Regions from separate parts of the Homo sapiens genome. Here region 2 is linked to region 1. Evidence: read pairs that join two places in POLR2A ChIA-PET (ENCODE). Cell type or tissue: K562. All regions are shown on one strand. Region 1 overlaps AP2M1 (adaptor related protein complex 2 subunit mu 1). Region 2 holds the start of CAMK2N2 (calcium/calmodulin dependent protein kinase II inhibitor 2).

Region 1 (2,500 bases):
ACAGATACATTACAAAGGCAATGTATTCCCTTTGTAATGTATACATTACAAAGGGAAATGCCAAAGCATCTTAAAAAATAAGCACGTGCATGAACCCAAATGCAGGCGTGTACATACTCACATGGAGGTATAAAGACTGACAGTACAAGCAGAGGCTCCTAGAAAAGCAAACAGGCACACTCCCCTGCCCCTCATTCAGAAGGATCAAAGCTGAAAACAAGAGGGTATACTGGGATCTTGAGCCCTGCTGTGGCCTAATGAAGGAAAGACTCACTTCCACACGATGGCATTCTCGCTGGCCTTGTACTTGGCCTTCCCCTTCATGCAGATCACCTGCACCCCGCTTGTGTTCAGTGGGGTTGGGATCCTCACCTAGAAGTGACACACCTGTCAGGGAGCTCTGTCAAGCTGTGACATCAGCTACCTTTATTCCTAGGGACAAGTTCTTCCTCCTCCTTGAGCCCCCTGTCCTCACCTCGATCTTCTGAGCCAGCAGTGAGGGTTTAAAGTTGGACTTGATGACCACCTTGACCTCCAGTTTGGTGCGTCCCACTTCTCGCACTAGCGGGATCACCCGGAAGGGAAGGATGATGTCCTTGGTTGTGCGATACCTTAAGGGATGGGAAGCAAGGTTACCAAAGAGCTGACCCACTTCCTCTCCCCAGTCTGCCAGCAGCACTAGCTGCCTCCTCACACCCCAATGGCACCTCATAAGCTCAAACTCTCCATCTGGCGGGATAAAGCTGATGCTGCGTTCAGAGTCAAACTTGCTGAGTCGCACACACTGGTGGAAGGTGCAGTCATCAATGGCAATTGATTGCTTCCCGCTGCAAGCAGGGGCAGAAGAGGTCTCATTGGTACAGGAGAATGACAGCTGTCATGCTGGGAGACCACTCCACCCCAGGCTGGCACCAGAGACTATGAAAAGCTGCTAGAATGCAGCTTTGTGACTCGGAGGTCTGCCCCAGAGCTTGGGATGAGAGGGAAGCCTTGCAAGCTCATCTCTTGGGGCTCCTTCTGCTAGGGACCTGGGTGTTTCAGGCACACTGGGCAGAGGCTGTCAGTATGTACAGAAAAGGCCTTGGTCCTAGGGACCAAACAAAGGGGCTTGCTCTCTGAGGACGATCCCCTCATCTCTCGTAGCACTAATGTCAAGAGCGAACAGCCAGGCTTACCGTCAGGAACAGAGTTTGCAATTACAGTGGGAATGAAATCCAGAAGAAACTTGTGGTTCACTAGACCCCACTGAGCCCTCCAAGGGACACCCTCTCCCACCAGCTCTCCTGCCTCAGGCACCTCTTGCTTGTTTCATCAGCTGTGCCTTTGCCCTGCTTTTCAATAACAATCTTGTCATTCATCCCAAACTTGCATTCAGGCATGCCACTCAGGTAGCTCTTCATCACCACCCGGCCCGACACATGGGCACTCAGCACCTGCCCTGGTGATGGAACAGATAAATGGGGAGCAGCGGAGTCAGGCAGGCAGGCCCAGGATCCTGCCCTGGGCCCCCTCCAACTTTGTCGTGAGAGGGACCTCACCTTGTGGGGACATGAGCAGGTTCACACTCTCCAGCACATCCAGGAAGAGCTCATTCCGACGATACTTGATACCCTCTCGCCGCCAGCCAATCTGCCCAGTTACCTGGCTGGTGATCTGTGACTGCTCTTCTTTTGTCTACATGAGGGCAGAAACAAACAGCAATGGCCTCACTCCTCTGTCCCTTTAATCATCCTGTCTCTATCCCCACTCCACCCTCATTCCCCATCCCTTCTAGTCCCCACCTGTAATCCATTTTCCCCTATAAGCCCCAAAGGGCAGGGCCTGGAGAAACAAAGCAAAGCTGCAAGGGTGGAAGCTGAGGGAAGAGCTTACCTGATGCTGGAGGCCGCAGGGCCAACGAGGTGCCCACATGAAGCAGCAAGGGAGGCAGAAAAGGAGGAGAAAGCTATGAGGCTTGGATCCTAGAGGAGAGGGCCCAAGCTCGCTCCTCCTGAGGAATACCAGGCCTCAAGACCAGGCCTCCTCCCCCACCCCTCAGTGCAAAAGGAAACTGCTTGAGCTGTATTCCTGGTAATAGAGATGCTGAATTGGCTGCTCCTGCAGTGGGAGGACCACACAGAGCAAAATCGGCCTGCAATCATGGCAGGAGGCTCAGGCCAGCACTTCCTGTCATGGGAGGGCTCATGAGTCAGCTCAGACAAGGCTCAGGGGCCAGCTGAGATGAAGGGAGATTGGACTCCACCCTGACTATAGTCTGCACAATTCAAGTACCTGACTCTTGATGCCCTGCTGCGTGATGAAGGTTTTCAGCGCGCCTGTCTCGGAATTCTGTGGGTAGCCAAAGTCTAGAATCTCTGCAAAAAGAAGGGAACCATCAGCCCCTGGACAGAGCTTCTTCATTCCAGCCCCTACTTGGGCCTACACATCTGACCGGCACAGCTCCCAAAGCCCATGTGGGATCATCCGCAAGAAAGTCTTCTAGCTTTGTAGCATTTATTCT
Region 2 (2,500 bases), 80 kb before region 1:
GCCTCACCAGCTGTGTGATTTGGTAATTTGGCCAGATTAAGGAAGGAAAGCGCGTTCGCCTGGAGTGTGGAATGAACGTACAGGGTGATCATTACCGTTTTCAGCGCTGCCGTCACTGTCGCCGCATGTGAGACACCCCCTCCTCCCCAAGGCCAGTGATTGCGCCAGAGCTCCTGCGCGCTGGCAAGCAGGTGACGCCGCGGGTGACGGCCAGCCAGGGCGGGGGTTGTGGGGGCGGGAGGCAAGGGGAGAAGAGGGCATGTTCCCATCGGTGAGGCGAGAACTCACCCGTGGTCCAAAGCAACGAGGGCGGGGGGCACCCTCCATCTCTACCGCACTCCCTCGGGGCACACACTGGCGCGCTCCGCGTCCTCAGGTGCTCCGAGCTTCCCCGCGTCACCCGCAGCCCAGGGCGCCCCCCGCGACGCCGCCATTCATTCCTCCTACACTGCGAGCGCACCACTCCAGAGCCGCGGGGGGCTACAGCCACCGGACTAGGGCTGGGGGTGTCTGCCCTGGTGCGCGCGCGTCGGCCCAGTTTCTATAGACCCCTCCTAGGAGAGACTGAAATACCCAGATTCAGGAGACGGAGACACTGGCACAGAGATACAGGAGTCAAGAATGGAGATAGATAGAGAAAGGCAGACACTTAAGGGACAGGCATAGACAAAGGCCATAACACAGCGAAAGAGATACGGGGCACAGAGACAGAGAGATACAGACACTTAGAGATGGACTGACACACACAAAGGCGGAGACAGAGACACAGACCGGCACTCAGAGGCGCACGGACCCTGACGATCTACTTAAGACCAGCAGAGCAACTAGTACAAGAGCGCGTCAGCGGCAAGGGCACCATCCCACTGGCCCGAGCTCTTCCCGCGCTGTGGGTTCGTGCCTTCCCCAGTCACCCTGTACCCGAGTCTCCTCCCCGCGCATTTCCCGCTCCCCGCTTTCCATTGCCAGCCCTGCGGCCGCCTTCCCGCCCCAACGCGCCCGGCCAGCTTTTGCCCTCCTGCTCCCAGTCCCCCTTGCACGCCTCTCCCAGCCTAGGGGTCAGACCCTCCTCCAAGCTCCTCCAGTACCAGGCTCGATCCCACCCCCCTTCGGTCCCGCCCCTCCCCGCGAGGTCCCGGCCGGGTTGGCTGGTACTATTCCCCAAGACCCACGTGCTGGCCATTCCCCGCCACAGTGCGGGAACCTCCCACTCCAGCTGCCTCTGTTCCCGGGGTAGCTGGGCGCGCTCCTGCCCCCGGCCCCGCCTCTTTCCCCTGGCCAGTGCCCGCCCCGCCTCCACCGCGCCCCGCCCGCCGTGCTCTGCCGCAGTCGGGCGCTCATCGTCATTCCGCTCTTGCCGCCGCCGCCGCCACCCCCGCCCCCCGCCCCCGCCCCCGCCCGGTCCCCGCCACCGCCGCCGCCGCCGCCTGCCCAGCGGCCCGGGAGGCGGAGGCGCGGGGGAGGAGGCCCCGCTTGGCTCCTCAGCCCCGGATGCTGCATGACTTCATCCTTCCGCCGGCTCCCCTGCTGAGGTAGGGCCGGTCCGGCAGCAAGCCCGCCGCCCGCGCCCCGCCGCAGTCCCGCTCCCGCCCCGCGCCCACCCCGCGCCCGCCATGTCCGAGATCCTGCCCTACAGCGAAGACAAGATGGGCCGCTTCGGCGCAGACCCCGAGGGCTCCGACCTCTCCTTCAGCTGCCGCCTGCAGGACACCAACTCCTTCTTCGCGGGCAACCAGGCCAAGCGACCCCCCAAGCTGGGCCAGATCGGCCGAGCCAAGCGAGGTACGCGGCCCGGGCCCGGAGTCGCCGCCTGACCCAGAAACCCTCCGCCGGGCGCCCCCCGGCTGCCGTTCCCCGCCGAGTGCCCGCAGCTCTTGCCGCAGACCAGCGCACCAGCCGCTCTCCAGCCCGGGCTGGAGGGGGGGGTCCCCGCTGCAGTGTGTGTCCCCCTCTTCCCTTCTCCCGGGAACACGGTGCCCCGGATTCGATGCTCGCCACCTCTGGAAGCAGAGCCCTGGCACCCGGGCGAGGGGGAGGGGCCGGTCGGGGCATTTGGGGCTGCACGGAAGTGGGAGCACGGGGTAACGGGCTGATTCTTTGGGATCAAATACTGAGTCGGTGGACAATACGAAGAACCTTCGGGTCGAGAGGGACGTCTAACAAGAGAGGGCAGGAGGCCGGGGGTCCGCTTGTCTTGGTTGTTTGCATGGGGAGGGGAGCTCTGTTGGTGCCAGGATCGGAAGAGGGGTTCCAGCGGCGAGAGGGCTCAGGTTGAGGAGAGGGCTGGACCAGCTGGATACTCGGTTTGAGCCCCATTTGAGCAGGGGGATCTGTTGAAGTGCGGGTTGAAGAGGGGGATTCCGTGAGCAAGAGGTTTCTGATCAACTCAGAGGGAGGAAGGCTCAGGTGGCAGGAGGGCTCGCACTGGGAGGGAGAATAGCTGGAGCCTTTGGAAGAGGGGCGTTCCGCCATCGGGAGGGGAGGGGGTCTAGGCTTGGCGGCG

Evidence for each region. ChIA-PET counts read pairs that join two places held together with the same protein. Peaks named below come from ENCODE experiments on the same cell type or tissue, not always from the same donor. Only the 100,000 strongest peaks of a DNase experiment are listed, where the experiment ranks them.
Region 2: POLR2A ChIA-PET joins it to region 1 with 8 read pairs; 12 of 35 experiments call an interaction of 5 or more read pairs at or near these places.

Annotation. Positions count from the first base shown.
Region 1 is chr3:184,180,023-184,182,522 of GRCh38, reverse strand. AP2M1 (adaptor related protein complex 2 subunit mu 1) reads right to left here. Exons shown (of 12, transcript NM_004068.4): 4 at 2,272-2,354; 5 at 1,873-1,878; 6 at 1,539-1,674; 7 at 1,297-1,438; 8 at 708-827; 9 at 476-611; 10 at 275-372. Among named protein-coding and RNA genes, the nearest start is that of ABCF3, 4.9 kb to the left of the region's middle. In K562, no CTCF peak of the experiment used is centred here; no DNase peak of the experiment used is centred here.
Region 2 is chr3:184,260,396-184,262,895 of GRCh38, reverse strand. The region is part of intron 2 of EEF1AKMT4-ECE2 (EEF1AKMT4-ECE2 readthrough); the gene reads right to left. It overlaps CAMK2N2 (calcium/calmodulin dependent protein kinase II inhibitor 2), which reads left to right and starts at 1,343. Exons shown (of 2, transcript NM_033259.3): 1 at 1,343-1,779. The coding sequence starts at 1,611. RefSeq lists enhancers at 1-251, 2,137-2,500. In K562, no CTCF peak of the experiment used is centred here; DNase peaks (open chromatin) are centred at 1,245, 1,465, 1,985 and 2,355; H3K4me3 peaks cover 2,296 bases; H3K27me3 peaks cover 1,649 bases.